Regions from separate parts of the Homo sapiens genome. Here region 2 is linked to region 1. A link is an interaction called in ENCODE POLR2A ChIA-PET data of the cell type or tissue named here. Cell type or tissue: PC-9. All regions are shown on one strand. Links, peaks and the distances in the headings refer to the core of each region. The heading gives the core; the rest is flanking DNA. Region 1 overlaps ME3 (malic enzyme 3). Region 2 has its middle 9.6 kb from the start of CCDC83.

What was found. ChIA-PET counts read pairs that join two places held together with the same protein. Peaks named below come from ENCODE experiments on the same cell type or tissue, not always from the same donor. Only the 100,000 strongest peaks of a DNase experiment are listed, where the experiment ranks them.
Region 2: POLR2A ChIA-PET joins it to region 1 with 23 read pairs; 1 of 35 experiments calls an interaction of 5 or more read pairs at or near these places.

Annotation. Positions count from the first base shown.
Region 1 is chr11:86,478,319-86,482,713 of GRCh38, reverse strand. The region is part of intron 7 of ME3 (malic enzyme 3); the gene reads left to right. Among named protein-coding and RNA genes, the nearest start is that of CCDC81, 110 kb to the right of the region's middle. In PC-9, for the core only: no CTCF peak of the experiment used is centred there; no DNase peak of the experiment used is centred there; H3K27ac peaks cover 367 bases.
Region 2 is chr11:85,843,579-85,847,973 of GRCh38, reverse strand. It overlaps a transcript of SYTL2 not described here. Among named protein-coding and RNA genes, the nearest start is that of CCDC83, 9.6 kb to the left of the region's middle. In PC-9, for the core only: no CTCF peak of the experiment used is centred there; DNase peaks (open chromatin) are centred at 2,753 and 3,343; H3K4me3 peaks cover 368 bases; H3K27ac peaks cover 2,814 bases.

The sequences.
Region 1 (4,395 bases), core at 122-4,121:
GATAGTCTAGGGCTCCTAAGAACACAAGAGTGGAAGCTGCCAGGCCTTCTTAAGGATGAGACCTGGAACTGGAACAGTCTAACTTCCACCACATTATACTGGTTGAAGCAAATCATAGGTCCATACTAGATTCCAAGGGAGGAGGTTATACAAGGAAATAAATACTAGGAGGTATGGTGCATTGGGGGCCACCAATGTCAGAGACTGCCACACCCTATCTAGCCTGGGTAGGATGAGGAATGGGGCAGCCCTCACTATAGGAAGGCGTGAGAAAAGAATAACTCAGTTACACAGATAAGCAGGGGAATGGTATATAAAATCAATGAGCATGTCTACCTAGTACCTGCTGTACACCAGACACTGAGCCAGGCATAGTGAGCAATACACAGAGAAATAAACAGTCCTCCTCTCAGAGAGCTACATAGTCAAAAACATTTCGTATGTATCTATTGAAGTTTAGATAACCTGAGACTCTACACTTTCTTAGCCTCTAAGTGTCTGTGTAAGTCTGGAGCTCAAGAAGAGTTCTGGTGCAGAAACATAAAGTTGGGAGTTGCCAACCCATAGATAGTATTAATATCAAGGGAATGATTGAGATTTCCCAAAGAGAAGAGAATATGACTCACCATGGTTTTCTGAACTGTGTCCTATGGATAACTGCAAGTCAAAGTGCTCAACAAATTTTAGGACTAGACTAGGATATTGTTGGTAAGAATGGCAAGGAGGGTAAAAGGTTTCATTCCTTGTGCCAGCTCTGATTGCTTAGGACTCTGAACCTCTCTGGGTTCAACAGGGATGAGCATCATGGTTGATTAGCAATGTCTGCCCTGAGCATGGAATAAGGGGTGGCAGCAGTGTGCTATCCTTTGCCCCCTTTGGAGCTGTGAGGAGCCTTGTGACCTAAGCATCTGTGACTCTGTGAGCACTCATGCCAGCTGATCCTGCAACTCCCACAACTAAATAGCAACTCCGAGGCTAAAGGAGGCTCTGGGTTATTTTTCTCCAGGTGTTCAGGATATTTCAAGAGCTAAAGTAGGCCTCTATTTTAGTCCACATGAAGCTGCAGCTGCTTCTTCTGAGTTACAAAAACATGCAGGAATATGCTCTCTTGGGTACACTCCACCCCCACACCCACTCCCAATACACTCTGGAGCAAAGCAGTGGGTCTAATATGCTAATACTGACCTATGGTTCCTAAATCTGGCTTTGCTTCTGAGTCATCAAGGAAACTTGTCAAGAATACAGACTTCAGGCTCCTATGCCACAGAAGGCCTGGGTTGAGACCTGGACATCTGTATTTTTGAAGCTGTCCTAATGATTCTCATAGAGCTGTGCAAAGACTGAAATTTGAGAAACTCTTCGGCTGAGCACAGTGGCTCACACCTGTCATCTCAGCATTTTCGGAGGCCAAGGTAGGAGGATTATTTGAGGCCAGGAGTTCAAGACCAGCCCAGGCAACATAGTGACACCCCCGTCTCCCAAAAAAAAAAAAAAAAAAAAAAAAATCAGCTGGGTGTGGTGGCACTCGCTTTTATTGCCAGCTACTTAGAAAGCTGAAGCAAGAGGATCACTTAAGCCCAGGGGTTTGAAGCTGCAGTGAGCTATGATGGTATCGCTGCACTCCAGCCTAGGCAACAGAATGAGACCCTCTTAAAAATAAAATAAAATAAAAAGAGAAACTAATGGACCACATCCCCAGAAGAGGCAACTTGTGCGGCCCCAGCTCCTCCCACTTTCAGAGTCAGACTGAAGCCCAAGGTGAGGGTGTAAGGACCAATACACAGAGACTTTCCACAGTTTTATCAGCAGGGACCTACATTAGGAAAGACCCAGTGTGTTCTCTGAGCTCACCCTGCCATGGAGGTCTACCTTGCAATACACCTACAGCTCTGGCAGCTTCCTTTTAGTCTGGAAACTTCCCAAGCAGAGCTGTGCCCATTGTTTCTGCTGGAATCCCCTTTGCCCTGAGGAACTTCAGCTGCTTTCATGCGGGGAATAATTGCATTTCTACATGTGGGGAAAGCACTCACACATCTGGGTACCTCGGCCCCAAAGACACATCGTGGGCAAGAATCAGGCCTGCCCTTCTCCACAAGCAGGCACATGTTGGGCCTGATTCCCCACAAAGTGCCTTGACTTCATGACAGTGAAACGGCCTGCTTGGGAAGTTTCTGGACAGTGAGCTTGGAAGAGGGAGATGGCAAACTCATTAGTTAGGTAAAGACAGTGGTGACTGCCTTGTTTGGGGAATTTCTTCTAAATGGCTTCCTGTGAAAGTACACAAAATCATATCACCTTCCCAAAAAATATGCCTATTTGGGAATTTGACTCTTCAAACTGGAAAGGGTATACTTATCCCGTGAGGGAATACATTTTGCCAGCAAAGAGATAGAAACAGTAGGTACTGCAACCAAAACTCTGGGAAGTGAGCTTTATTTTCATAACAGATGAGAAAACTCATCATAGAAGCTTGAAGCAGCACTAACAAAGCATGTATCTGATCATGCATTTCCAGTGCTTCTGAATAATGACTACATATCCAACATTCTACTAGGCACTGTAATGAGATTCAAAAGAAATAAAAGACATCAGCTAGGCCAGGCGCGGTGGCTCATGCCTACAATCCCAGCAATTTGGGAGGCCAAGGCAGGTGGATCACTTGAGGTCAGGAGTTCAAGACCAGCCTGGCCAACATGGCGAAACCCCATCTGTACCGAAAATACAAAAAAAAATTAGCCAGGTACAGTGGCACACACCTGTAATCTCAGCTACTCAGGAGGCTGAGGCATGAGAATTGCTTGAACCCAGGAGGTGGAGGTTGCAGTGAGCTGAGATGGCACCACTGCACTCCAGCCTGGGCGACAGAGTGAGATTCCATCTCAAAAAAAAAAGAAAGAAAAAAAGACATCAGCTGTGTCTTCAACAACCTTACAGTCCTTCCAAGAAGACATTTTTGAATAGAAAATAATTAGGGAAGACTTCAGTACCCAACTATTTGGTGTTGACCCTCAGTTCAATGGAAATTCAGAGAAAGGGACAATCAGGGATGATTGGGAAGAAATGGAAGTTGTACAAATTTAGGACCGAATTCAAGTAAGCAGCAGGAGAAAAAATGATGTTCCATATAGAAGGTACATCATGAGAAAAGCAAGAACACAGGAAAAGCAATGAATATACAGGGAAGGCAATGAGTATCTACAAGAATGGGCCAACTAAAAATGAATGTTCAGTGATTTTAAATAAGGTTAAATAAGAATGGTGCTGGCTACATCTATTATTTAGGTTTCTCCAGAGTAACAGAACCAATAGGATATTAGGTATTTAGATACTTGAGAGTGGATTTATTATGAGAAGTGGCTAACGTGATGATGGAGGTAAAGAAATCCCATGATATGGTGTCTGCAAGCTGGAGAACCAGGGAAACTGGTGGCATAGCTCAGTATAAATCCAAAGTGGGGCCGCTGGTGCACATCCTGGAGTCAGAAGGCCAAAGAGCCTGGAGTTCTGATGCTCAAGGGCCGGAGAAGATGGGTGTTCCAAATTCAGAAGAGAGAACGAATTCACCCTTCCTCTGCCTTTTTGTTCTATCTGAGCCATCAACCAACTGGATGGTGCCTGCCCATATGGGGTGAGGGTGAATCTTCCTTATTCAATTTACTAATACAAATACCAGTCTCTTCCAGAAACACCCTCACAAACATACCCAGAAATAATGCTTTACCAGCTATCTGAGTATCCCCTAAACCAGCCAAGTTGACACCTAAAATTAACCATCACACTAAGATAGGCCTTGCAATCCAGGCAGAAGGTCATGATTATGAGAGCTCAAAAGTGGAAGGGGCTACAGTCATCTAATGCAGTGGTTTTTAAACCAAGCTTCCCTGGGCCCCAGGACTCCAAAGAAGCATATCAGGAGTGCTAGAAATGAAATACTTTCCACCAACCATAAAAAATGTAAACCACTTGAGGAAACACTTTATTGTTTTTCATTGCCTTCTATATCTGGTTTCTGCTCAATATTTTATTAAAGAATTATTCTGCAAAAAATGTTTGAAAATTACCAATCCACAAAATACCTTATTTGAGACTTGATGTAGTGAGCAATAGGGAGGCATGGTAGGTTCTTGAGCAACAAAAGTATTGTATTAAAATTGACAAGATGTGGGAAGAGATTAGAGGCAGAACCCATAACAATGCCCCAATTCAAATTCTGCCTTCCCTAGGGAAATCTACTCTGACCAGCCTGGCCTGATACTCTTGCCCTGACTGTAATCTTACTGGCTGTAGAATTCATTTGCTAATTAATTAATCATGCACTGCATTGTGACATCTCTGCTAAAATGGCCTATTGCTTTTCTTTAACCTTTTTTTTTTTTTTTTTTTTTTTTTGGTCCT
Region 2 (4,395 bases), core at 276-4,275, 630 kb after region 1:
ATCATAGGTGTGAGCCACCATGCCCAGGCTGTTCTTTAGTTTTAAGAAGATGAAAAGGCAAGCCACAGTCTGGAAGAAAACGTTTGCAATACATATACCTGCCAGAAGACTGGGATCTAGAATTTATAAATAATTCCTCAAGCTCAATAGGAAAAAAACCAACTAATTACAAATGCCAAAAGATTTGAATAGATGCTCCAAAAAATAGATATATTCATGGCCAATTGGCACATGAAAAGATGCTCAATATCATTAGTTATCAGGCAAATGCAAATTGAAACCACAGTGAGATACTACTACACACCTACTGGAATGGCTAACCCTAAAAGACTGACAATACCATGTGTTGGCAAGGATGTGGAGTAACTGGAACTTTCATATATTCCTGATGGAAAAACAAAATTGTGCAACCATTTTGGAAAACAGTTTAGCAGTCTCTTATAAGGTTAAACACATATACTGTATGACCCAGCAAACCCACTCTTAGATATTTATTCAAGACAAATGAAAATGAATGTTCATAGCTGCTTGTAATACTACTTAATAAAAAAAGGAATGTTGCCAGCACTTAGGAATGAAAAAAAAAAGGGTGGGGGGAATAACTATTGATACATGCAACAACCTGGATGGGTCTCAAAAGAATTGAGCTAAGTGAAGAAGCCAAGTGTGAAAACTATATGCTGTATCATATGAAATTCTAGAAAAGCCTGGAAGCAGATCAGTGATGGCCCTGAGCTCAGGGGCTGGGGTGTGGGATTGACTGCAAGGGGGCAGGAGAGTACTTGCCGGAATAAAGGAAATGCTCTGTATCTTGATTGTGGTGGTGGTTACAAGGGTGTATAGATTTGTTAAAACCCATTGAACTATATATTTAAAATGGGTACATTTTATTGTATATAAATTGTACTTTAACAAAGTTAATTTTTTTAAAATGGTTTCAGGCTGGGCACGGTGGCTCATGCCTGTAATCTCAGCGCTTCGGGAGGCCGAGGCAGGTGGATCACCTGAGGTCAGGAGTTTGAGACCAGCCTGACCAACATAGTGACACCCCATCTCTACTGAAAATACAAAATTAGCTGGGTGTGGTGGTGCATGCCTGTAAATCCCAGCTACTTGGGAGGCTGAGGTAGGAGAATCGCTTGAACCCGAGAGGCGGAGGTTGCAGTGAGGCGAGACTGTGCCACTGCACACTCCAGCCTGGGCGACAGCGAGACTCCATCTCAAAAAAAAAAAAAAAAATAGTTTCAACCTGGGCGTGGTGACTCACCTCTGTAATCCCAGCACTTTGGGAGGCTGAGGTGCGTGGATCACCTAAGGTCAGGAGTTTGAGACCAGCCTGACCAACATGGTGAAACTGCATCTCTACTAAAAATTCAAAATTAGCTGGGTGTGGTGGTGCACACCTGTAATCCCAGCTACTTGGGAAGTTGAGGCAGGAGAATCGCTTGGACCTGGAAGCAGAGGGTACAGTGAGCTGAATTTGCACCATTGTACTCCAGCCTGGGTAACAAGAGCAAAACTCTGTCTCAAAAAAACAAAACGAAATGAAACAACAACAAAATAAATAAAGGTTTCATATTCTTTAACACTCCTCTCTTCAAGAGGTGGCATCTCTGTTCCCTCTCCTTGAATCTGGTGGTCTTATGACTACTGTAAGCAAGAGAGTATGGAAATGACTCTGTGTTACTTCTGAGGCTAGGTTATAAAAAGTCATGCAGCTTCCCCATGGTTCTTTTGGGATACTTGCTCTAGAGGAAGCCAGCTGCCATGTAAGAAGTCTATCTCCTATGAGACAACCATGCTGGAGAGGCTGAGTATAGGTACTGTGGTCCACCATTCTAGCTGACCCCACCTTATAACCCACAAAGTGCCAGACATGTGAACAAAGTCATCTTGGACTGTCCCAGCTGGCCCATCCATCCTCTAAGTATAGCTGAGTTAATCTCAGTTGAAGCCACAGGAGCGAGAGATCACCAATTACTAACCTACAGGATCTGTGAGCTGTAATAAAGTGGTGGTGGTTTTATGTTATTTATTTATTTTATTATTATTTTTTTTTGAGACAGAGTCTTGCTCTGTTGCCCAGGCTGAGTGCAGTGGCACGATCTTGGCTCACTGCAAGCTCCACCTCCCAGGTTCACGCCATTCTCCTGCCTCAGCCTCCCAAGTAGCTGGGACTACAGGTGCCTGCCACCATGCCCGGCTAATTTTTGTGTGTGTGTGTGTATTAGTAGAGACCAGGTTTCACTGTGCTAGCCAGGATGGTCTCGATCTCCTGACCTCGTGATCCGCCCACCTCGGCCTCCCAAAGTGCTGGGATTACAGGTGTGAGCCACCACGCCTGGCCTATTTTATTTATTTTTAATTTTTTTTTGTAGAGACCAGGTCTCTCTGTGTTGCCCAGGCTCACCTTGAACTCCTAGGCTCAAGTGATCCTCCCGCCTCAGTCTCCCAAAGTGTTGGGATTACAGGCATGAGCCACTGCACCCAGCCCAGGTTGTTGTTTTAAACTAATTAGTTTTGTTAGTGTATTAGTTGTCTATTATTGCACAACAAATTACTCCAAAATTTAGCAATTCAAGACAATAATAATCATTTATTATCTCCCAGTTTCTGTGGATCAGGAATTTGGGAGCAACTTCATTGGGCAGTTGTAGCTTGTTGTAACTCATGAGGTCAGATGTTGGACAGATTCTATCTCTGCCTGAAGGAGTTCTCATTTTAGGGGAAGTGATGAGCAATCAAGTTATTCTGCAATTATAAAACAGTTGGATACTTTCCAGAAAAGGGGTAAAAGCAAGGTGCTGTGGAAAACCTAATCCAGTCTTGAGAGTCAGGGAAAATTTTCCAGAGGAATTGAGATCTAAATTAAAACTTGACAATGAGCAGGAACTTGACAATGTGCAGGAAGACTGGAACATTGAGTGGGAGGGCCTGGGACAGAGGGCATTGCAAACACAAAGCCCTAGAGGTAAAAACGAAAATGATGAGTTTCTAATGGAGCAGAAGAGATTACCATGGTTGGATAATAGGCTCCCAGGGATAGGAGAGAAGTGAGACAGGAGGCTGGAGAAGCAAGTAGGGACAAATCATGGCGGGTCCTCTGAGCCATACAGAAGATTACAGGCTCTGTGATGATGACAGAAGTTCACTCTGGCAAGTGTAGAGGAGGCTGGGAACAGGCAGGACAGGGTCAGGTTCCAGAATGAGTTCCACTGACCACAGTTTCAATCTTTCTTTTGCCTAAGGGTCACTCACTTGGTTCCAGTTTCTGGTCCAAGGAGCTTGTCTCAGGCTCTGCCCTTTGCAAGATTGCAGTGACTGGCAAAAAGAATGACCTCATCTCTTTGGCTCAAGTTATCAGCTTGCCTAATCTCTGAAGTCTTCTATGACTCAGGTGAGATGCCCACCTCCACACCAGGAAGTAGTCTATGAAACTACTATTACCACACCACCAGAGAATATGTGGAGTAACACTACCTCACATCTGGAGAATGAGGCAGTATACATTCTAACTTCCATATTTTAAGAACTGTGTTTATGGAAAGGAAAATAAAATGACATTTTCAGGAATATGTACCAATATTAGCAAACCCAAGGTACTGTGCTCCATTTTTAAATAAGGGAATAATAAGGTTGTGAATTACTCCCTACACGCTTCATATGGTTTTGAGGACATACTATTTTACCCTTTATACAGCACACTAGCTAAGAACACCCACTGCCAGAAGACCACTTTCTTATTCTATGTAAATGAAATGTCTACAAAAGGCAAATTTACTGAGACAGAAATTGAGAGGCTTCAGCTAGGGCTTACACGATAGAGTCACCAACAGGGGGACTGCTTGGAGAGGAGGCTGTCCAAGTGAAGCCATCAACAGTTGAAAGGGGTATTGCAGAGAAGAATATTCTTTGACCCTGAAATTGAAAAATCCTTCTTCTATCGAATGCCCCTGACTTTGGGAACTACCCACTGAGGCATCTGGTGAGACTGAGAGATATACTTTCTGTAACCACACTTTGTTGATGCTTATTTTGTTTAAGAACATGAACTTGGGGTCAGTTCAGGGTTCTGAAGCTGCTTACTAGTTGTGTGACCTTGGATGAGTTACTCTACCTTTCTGTGTCTCAATTTCCTTATCTATAAAATGGACATAATATTGCATACTTCTCAGGGCTGTTCTGAAGATTACTGGGTACAATTCCTGGCACATAGTAGGTTCTCAATAAATGTTAATTCTTCCTTGTAGCCTTTTAACTGTTATGTGAGAATGCTGGAAAGTAGGAGAATGTGAAACTTTTCTGTGTCACATTTCCCATGTAACCAGAGAGGGCTTTCTCCACCTAGTTAGTGTCTAAATTTGATGGGACCCAAATATGCATCTTGGACCCAGC